3 separate regions of the Homo sapiens genome follow, and all the other regions are linked to region 3. The links are chromatin contacts, found by Hi-C or POLR2A ChIA-PET in ENCODE. All regions are on one chromosome and are shown on one strand. The core of a region is the stretch at or near the end of the contact, and the rest is flanking DNA. Distances in the headings are between cores, read along the strand shown.

Region 1 (2,700 bases), core at 115-2,614, 350 kb before region 3:
AGCCAGCAGAGGGGTTGCCCTGCAATGTGGTCTCTGCCAACCTGGGCCCAGGCCTAGCTGGATAGGTGGTAGGAGAGAGGGCTGCTCAAGTAGGAAGGAGGTGAGCATCAGGACCCTCCCCTCCCCTGGACCTGCCTTAGCCCTGTTTTGATTCTGACCATCCAGTGCTCTGGGGACCCTGGAAAAGGTCCTGGCTCCAAGGTCCACCTGACCAGCCAAGCCTGGCACATCCATCTCTGTGGTCCCAGGATCTGGCCACAGGAGGGCTCCTGGACACGTAATACATGAATAGATGGAGTGACATAAAGAATTAATCAGTGGGTGACTTAGGCAGTGAGAACTAGGAGCAGAAGAAATGAAAGAGACCAGGTTGGGAGGGGGGATGCTGGTAGGGCCAGGTTTAGGGGAGCCTTAAATGCCAGGCTGAGAGGGGGTGTTTGTCAGGCTCCCCCACACCCAGCTTCTGCCCTGGCCCTGGGACAATTTCCGTCTTCCAGAGGGGCCAGTAGGGATCCTGGCAGATGTGGCCCTGATCACCTGATCCCCTCTCAGAGAGACAGAGACCCCAGGGCCCATCCCCCAGAGCCTGGCTCACCTGGGCCCTCGCAGGGCCTGCCTCACCGGGGCCCCGCAGACCTAACTGCTTCTGCTTCATGGTCTGTGGGTTTTCCCAGTCGTCCAATTAGTGCTAATTGGAAGCAGGAAGTGTGTGCATGTGTGGGGTGGGCCTGGAACTCCGATGTCCTTGTCAGAACTTCGAAGCCCTGTGCTTCCTGGGACAGGCTCTTCCCTAGAGCTTTGTGGTCTCCCGCAGGGCTGGGTAGGGTTGTTGGGAGCTCCCCGAGCATTGGGTATACTGGCTCTGTGCACAACGGGGCCTCTGCTCTCCAGAGGGCTCAGGCTCTCACCGGCCACCTCTTACCCCAGGTGCCAGTTGCCCCCAGGGCAAGGCAAGCTCATCCTTTTCACTGCCAAATCCTCTTCGCCCGGCACAGAGCTGCGGCTCTTCACAGTTTCACTCTAACAACGAAGGGAATGATGGGCTCAGGGCCTGGAAGAGAGGCGCAGAGGGGGCCTCCTGAACCCCTCACTGACCCTTGGTCCAGCCTCAGCCCGTGGCTCCATAAAGGCAAGGAAAGGCCTGCTTTATCTGACTGGCCACACACTTGTGCTTCCCTTGGGGGACAAAGGGTGCAGAGGCGCTTCCACAGAGGCGGGACTTCCGCTTACTTTCCCTCCTCCCCGTTTCCCCGCCCCCTCCACTTGCGGCACAGGTGGGGGTGTCCAGAGGCAAAGCCCCTTTTGTGTCAAGCCCCAGCCCAGGTTCTCTCCTCACCCACAGATGCTGGTGCGCAGTCTGACGGCAGAGGCTGTAACGGGGGAAGCATGGGATGTGGGCACATGGGGGAAGGCCCCGGAACCCAGCCTGGGCAGAGGCCGGTGCCCCACCAGGCTCTCTCTCTGCAGTGTTATGTCAATCATTGCCCACAGGTGCCCTCGACCTGGACACCGTCAGGCCTCCTTCGCGGTGGGCTGAAACCCTGTGGCACAGCCCAGGACCACCCAGCCCCACGGGCTGGGGGCTCACATCTGGAAGCAGGGCCCCCCAGGACTCAAAGGTGCTCGGAGATGAAGATTGCTGGGTGTCAGCTCATGGGGCCAGCCTCGGCTTCACCCCCAGGAAATGCCTGCTTGTTGCTGTGCGGCAGGCACTAGAGCAGGCAGAGAGGGCGGTGGGCTCCTCTGAGGTCGCGGGCGGAGCCCTGTGAGGAGAGACCTGGCCGCCGGCAGCCACTAGAGGGCAGGACCCTCCTGTGTGTTTCCTCCAAAGGGTTGTTGAGCAGATGAGCGGGACTGACAGGAAACAATGGAGCAGCCGCCCCAGGGTGCAGTCACCACAAGCCTGCTAGAAGGGCTCAGCGGAGGCTGCGATGCGTCCGAAAGTCCACTGGACCCTAGACCTTAAATGGCCTCCCTGAGCCTTTAGGCTTTTACTTCCTGGGAGCCCAGCCCTGAGCCAACAGAGACAGTGCCTGGCTCCTACATTGGCAGAGAGTGACAAGTCAGTGTCCCCTTCTTACAACATCAGTGGTAGAGGAGCAATTAGGAGAGCAGGTCCTCCAGCTTCTTCCAGGTGCAGTGTGGAAACAGAGGCAGAGAAGAACTCACCTGACCGCACCTACGAGGTGGGTAGGGACAGATACTTCTGAGAGTGAACCATCAGCCAAGCACGCCCAGCAGCCCTGGGGGGTCAGTGCATGTTGTCGGGTGCTACTTTTGCAGTTGGGGAAACTGAGGGTCAAGAGAGGCTGTCATTTGACTGAAGTCCTACAGCAAGGGTGGACCAGGGTTCCCGCCCGGGCAGGATGATGCTGAGCCTGCATGCAGGCTCCCACGCAGCCTTATCACAGCCTCATGTAGAGACGACCTCCTGTGACCTCGCTGACATGAGTGTGAGTGTGTGGGGACCCTGGCTGCCGCAGCAGGAATGAGGCAGCCTCTCTGCATCCTGACACTCCCAGGCAGAGGCCTGTCCTTCATCTGGACCTACCAACAGTGACGCCAGGAGCAGCTGCCTCTAGGACACGTGTTCCCCTGGGCCAGAGGAACTATGTGAGGAACCCATGGTGCATGCCATGACAACCCTCCTTTAGGGCCTCTTGAGGCCACAGTGGTGCTAAACCCAGGAAGTGGGTGCCA
Region 2 (2,700 bases), core at 173-2,672, 260 kb before region 3:
ATAAAGCATTTAATTGATGAAAATGTAATCATATTTGAACTCTGGAAGAGCTACCGTTCCAGCCTATAAGATAATATAAGGATAAAGAATGATTTTAAATGCTTTTGACATATTCTGGTACAGTGAAAGATAATTTCAAAACTGCAATTTAGTCGTCTTGGTATCTGGCAAAGAGGAGGTGCTCAATATCCTGGTACTAATCAGTAATTGCTAAGGAAGCCGGGCTGCGAAGTGGTCATACTTAGCCAACTGTGGACCAGGGATTTATAGGGTGGTCAGCCTGATATTTCCAAACTCATTATAGTATGAATCATTATAGTATGAATAGACACACACACACACACACACACACACACACACACACACACACAGTATTTAGTATAGTATTCAGTATATATTATAATAATATATATTACCTATATTCAATATAGTATTCATTATAGTATGAATTTTTAAAGATTATTTATGCCTGAGATTATTGAAAGACATACATTAAAGAAAGCTAGAAAATTTGTCATTGAAGTGCCTGTATTGGAAAGTATGTGGGTGTTGAAATTGGAATGTTAAAAAACAAGGCAGCATAAATTACTGAATTGCTATGGGGAAATGCCTTCAAGGCTGATTGGTAAACCTAGAGAACGTGAAATGTAAGATGGGATTGAAGCCAACAAGGAGGTTCCCAAGGGGCAAAAAAAAAAAGAATTGGCCCCATTCTTGCTGTCTAAAAAAGTTTTTTATGATGTTCAAATGAAGCATCGTGGGTGAAAAAAAGCTTATAAATTGGAGACACTACACAGATAGTAATTATACTTTTGTTGATTGAAAACATTTTCCTGAAAACTCCAAGAACAAACCTTTAGTGGTGAGGGAAGTAATCATATTGCCCTATTTTGCACTGAAGCTCATCATAATTTTTCTTCCTCAAACCATTCCTACTTCAGACTTCCCTTTTTCCATAAGTGGCAGTTCTATCCTTCCAGTTGCTTAAGCCAGAAACTTCAGTCAGCCCAGATACTGCTCTTTCTCTCATACACCAAATCCATCTTACATCTTCCTCCACATTTTCACTTCTCCTGTCCTAGACCTAGCCACCAACACCTTTCACTTGGATTATTCTGTGGTCTTTTTAGTTGGTCTTCCTGCTTCTGCTCTTGCTTTCTTCTCACATAGCTGCAGAGTGATCCTTTTAAAAGATAAATCAAATTATGTTCCTCCTCTGCTCAGAATCCTTCAATGGCTTCCCCAAAGCCAAAATCTTCACAGCAGCCTGCAAGTTCATATAAAATATGACTCCCTGATAGCTTCCTGAGTTCATCTCCTAGCATCTCTGCTGTGATCATTTTGTTCCAACCACTGTGGCCTCAAATACGCCACACAAGCTCCCACTTCAGAGACTTTGCTCTTTTTGTTTTTCTGCCTTGAATATTCTTCCGCACGTACCCACATGGCTCACTTCCTCATTTCCCTCTGGTGTTGTTTTGTGTTACCTCAACACTAAGGCTTTGATCACTCTGTTAAAAGTAGGACTCCCTGTCCTCCTCCCTTGTTCAGTTTTTTTCTCCTAACATTTGTTTTCATTCAACATACATATTATAGTTGACCCTTGAACAACACAGGGGTGTTGACCCCACACGCAGTTGAAGATTTGCATATAACTTTTGACTTCTCAAAAACTTTACTAATAGCCTACTGTTGACCAGAAGCCTTACCACAATAACATAAGCAGTCAATCAACACGTATTTTATATGTTATATATTACATACTGTTTTCTTACAATAGAGTAAGCTGGAGAAAAAATGTTACAAAGAAAATCATAAGGAAGAGAAAATATATTAATATTGACTCTTCACTGAGTGGAAGTGGATCATCATAAAGGTCTTCATCCTTGTCATCTTCACGTTGGGTAGGCTGAGGAGGAGTAAGAGGAGAGGTTGGTGTTGCTGTCTTAGGGTGCCACAGGTGGAAGAGGGGAGGAGGCAGAAAGGAAGGCAAGAGGGGCAGGTACACGTGGTGTAACTTTTCAGAAATAACATTATAGTTTCTGTCTGAATGTTTGCTTTTTCCTTCCTCTAAAACTGTTTCTATATGGTATCAACTCCTCTTCCACTGTTTGCTTTAGTTTCAGTGCCATATCATAGAGGGATCTTGTCATAAAAGCAGTCCTGAGTAATCCAAACCCTTCTGCCAGATTGTCAATGTTGATTTATTTTCTGGCACTGCTTCTTCTACATCTTCTTCTTTATTGGCACTGGTTTTGGAATTATTCATCTCCATCAAGTCGTCTTCTGTTAATTCCTCTGGTGTGCTATCTATTAGCTCTTGAATTTCTCCACGATCTATATCTTTTTTTTTTTTTTTTTTTTTTTTGAGATGGGAGTCTTGCTCTGTCGCCCAGGCTGGAGTGCAGTGCCGCGATCTCAGCTTACTTCAACCTCCGCCTCCTGGGTTCAAGCGATTCTCCTGCCTTAGCCTCCTGAGTAGCTGGGATTACAGGCATATGCCACCATGTCCGGCTAATTTTTGTATTTTTAATAGAGACGACGTTTCACCTTGTTGGCCAGGCCTGTCTGGAACTCCTGACCTCAAGTGATCCGCCCGCCTCAGCCTCCCAAAGTGCTGGCATTACAGGCGTGAGCCACCGCGTCCGGCCCATGATCTATATCTTAACCCTTCACCTCCGACCTTTTTGGCCGTATCTA
Region 3 (2,700 bases), core at 96-2,595:
ATGTAGGATTTACTTCTCAGTCACTTTGCAAGCCAGGGACCTCTGGCTGGCCATGCCCCACCCAGGCCTCGCTCAGCCATGCTGGTGTGCCCCAGCTCACTTGTGTTATAGCTTGTACCCACGTTCAGCAGTTTCTGAGCTCTCGGACCTTGCCCAAGAAGAATAAGGATACGCTGGATGTTGAAGGGTGAGGAGGGTGGAGAAGAATTTTATTGAGTGATGAAACAGCTATCAGCAGAGAGGGGATGCGAGGGTGGTCCCCCTACCTTAAGGTGGGGAAGTCCCCCTAATATGGCTGAGTCCAGGGCTTTTTATGGGCTCAGAATAAGGGAGGGGTAGGCTGTAGGTAGTATTAGAAAAGGCAACATTCGATTGGTTAAAAGGCATTATTCAGAAAGTATCAATTGGGAAAGGGCGAGCAAAGAGGAACAGAAGTTCCCACTCTGGATCACAGGTTTCATCCAGGACCAGCAGTCTGGTCTTTCAGCCTTCGGACTGATTTGGCTTGAAGGTGGGGTTTCACTGGGAACCTGCCCCATCTGCCTAGGTATTTGGCCACCTCCTGTCACTATCACCAGGGATTAGTCACAGGTATAAACTTAAGGTCCTTCTCATGTCTGAATCTGTGTTTTCCCCTGGGCATGTACATGCATGGTAACTTTCCAAATTCCCCTGTAAATGTGGTTACTTTTTTTTTTTTTTTTTGAGACAGGGTCTTGCTCTGTCACCCAGGCTGGAGTACAATGGTGTAATCACAGCTCACTGCAGCCTTTGCGTCCTGGACTTAAGCAATTCTCCTGTCCCAGCCTCCTTAGTAGCTTGGACAATAGGCGTGCCCCACCACACTTAGCTAATTAAAAAAAATTTTTTTTTTTGGTAGAGACAGAGTCTCCCTATGTTGCCCAGGCGGGTCTTGAACTCCTGGGCTCAAGCAATTCTCCTGCCTTGGCCTCCCAAAGTTCTGGGATTCTAGGCATAAGCCACCGTGCCCAGTGGCTTTGGAACATCCTGCTCCTTCAATGTATGGCCCCCAAAAGGGGGAAAAGAAAAAAAATAAAGTGGGGAGAAATAAAGGCACCAGCCTTTTAAATCCCCAGGAAGTCACTTCAGCTAGAGGGAGGGAGGTTTGCAACAGTGTCAGTGATGGTTGCAACATTGGTTTCCTGCTTCTATATCTGTACTTCAGTGATCAGAAGCAGCAATCAGCTATCAGTACAGAGATCCCTGATACTTGGAGGACTGGTTTCTTATTGCCTACCCTGGTTCTTGCAAGCAGCATGCAAGCTGCTTCAGGAACAGCATGACTGTCTCCACTGGGTGCAGAGTGCTTGGGGCTGAAGTGAACCACAATTTAGCTTCTAAGACTTCCGCCAGATGTTTCCAGCCTTCAAGAGAATCCAGAGTTTTTAAATAGTTACGTAAAAGAGATTCTGTCAGTACAATTTCTGGTTGAGTGAAGAGATACAATTTTTGCTTGAGTGAGGAGATGAATTCCTGATGCTTCTTACTCTGCCATCTTCTATAGTATTGTTTCATACAGTAGCTTTTCAGATTAGTTAAGGAGAGGCAAAATGTGTTTGTATTGTGTTTTATAATTACCTTTACCAGCACTCTTGTGTTTTCACATTGCTTTGAGTTATTGTGTAGGGTCTCATCCTTTTAGCTTGATGAACTTCACTTCGTTTTCCTGTAATGTGGGTCTGCTAGCCACACATTCTCTGCTTTTGTTTATCTGGGAATTTCCTTATTTCACTTTTATTTTTGAATGATAGATTTGCTAGATATGGAATTCTTGTTTGACAGTTTTTTGGAGCACTTCAAATGTTATCCTTCTGCCTTCTAGCCTCCATTGTTTATGAGGAGATGTTAGCTGTGAATGTTATTGGTGTTGCCTTCTGATGAGTTATTTTCATCTTGCTGCTTTCAAGGTTTTCTCTGTTTTTGACTTTCAGCACTTTAACCTTAATGTGTCTGTCTGTGGATCTCTTTGAGTTTATCCTACTTGGAAGTTCATTTAGCTTCTTGGACATGTAGATCAATGTTTTTCAATAAATTTGTAAAGTATTCAGGCATTATTTCTTAAAATTTTTTTTTTCTGCTTCTTTCTTTTTTTTGAGACAGAGTCTTGCTCTGTCACCCAGGCTGGAGTGCAGTGGTGCGATCTCAGCTCACTACAACCTCCATCTCCTGGGTTCTTGGCATGGTGGTGTGTGTCTGTAGTCCTAGCTGTCTGTAGTCCTAGCTACTCATCTGCTTCAGCCTCCCAAGTACCCAGAACTACAGGCATATGCCACCACGCCCAGCTAATTTTTGTATTTTTAGTAGAGACGGGGGTTCACCATGTTGGCCAAGCAGGTCTTTTACTTCTGACCTCAAGTGATTCGCCCACCTCGGCCTCCCAAAGTGCTGGGATTACAGGTGTGAGCCACCAAGCCTGGACTTTTTTCTGCTCCTGTCTCTCCTCTTCTGGTGTTTTCTTTATACATATTTGGTGCAGTTAATGGTGCCCTTCATTTCTCTGAGTCTCTGTTCATTTTTCATTTTAGCTTTTTCTCCATTATTTGGATTGCATAATTTCTGTTGGTCTGTCCCCAAGCTTGCTAATTGTTCTGCCAGTGTAAGTATGCTGTTGAGCCCCTCTAGTGAATTTTTCTTTTCAGTTATTGTACTTTTTAGCTCTAGAATTTCCATTTGGGTCTT

Evidence for each region. A loop is a pair of places that touch in the nucleus more often than their neighbours do. ChIA-PET counts read pairs that join two places held with the same protein, here RNA polymerase II (POLR2A). Pooled maps may share reads with other maps.
Region 1: a loop to region 3 is called in a pooled map, with 2.3 times the contacts of the local background. The contact joins two enhancer-like sites. A Hi-C loop is called at or near these places in 2 of 168 maps with a recorded cell type or tissue (heart left ventricle and prostate gland) and 3 of 50 pooled maps. POLR2A ChIA-PET finds 5 or more read pairs at or near these places in 3 of 52 experiments (A549, WTC11 and activated T-cell).
Region 2: a pooled map shows a loop between it and region 3 (3-fold over the local background). The contact joins two enhancer-like sites. A Hi-C loop is called at or near these places in 1 of 168 maps with a recorded cell type or tissue (upper lobe of right lung) and 2 of 50 pooled maps. POLR2A ChIA-PET finds 5 or more read pairs at or near these places in 3 of 52 experiments (BJ, T-cell and activated CD8-positive, alpha-beta memory T cell).

Annotation. Positions count from the first base shown.
Region 1 is chr3:53,071,940-53,074,639 of GRCh38, reverse strand. It overlaps a transcript of RFT1 not described here. Among named protein-coding and RNA genes, the nearest start is that of SFMBT1, 27 kb to the right of the region's middle. RefSeq lists enhancers at 1,478-1,597, 1,090-1,707, 1,948-1,997. Within about 2 kb of position 1,364, at least 31 of the 41 ENCODE cell types and tissues checked have a DNase peak (open chromatin) inside an H3K27ac peak, as active enhancers do.
Region 2 is chr3:52,982,398-52,985,097 of GRCh38, reverse strand. The region is part of intron 1 of SFMBT1 (Scm like with four mbt domains 1); the gene reads left to right. Among named protein-coding and RNA genes, the nearest start is that of SFMBT1, 62 kb to the left of the region's middle. Within about 2 kb of position 1,422, at least 8 of the 41 ENCODE cell types and tissues checked have a DNase peak (open chromatin) inside an H3K27ac peak, as active enhancers do.
Region 3 is chr3:52,719,741-52,722,440 of GRCh38, reverse strand. The region is part of intron 15 of NEK4 (NIMA related kinase 4); the gene reads left to right. Among named protein-coding and RNA genes, the nearest start is that of SPCS1, 15 kb to the right of the region's middle. Within about 2 kb of position 1,345, at least 5 of the 41 ENCODE cell types and tissues checked have a DNase peak (open chromatin) inside an H3K27ac peak, as active enhancers do.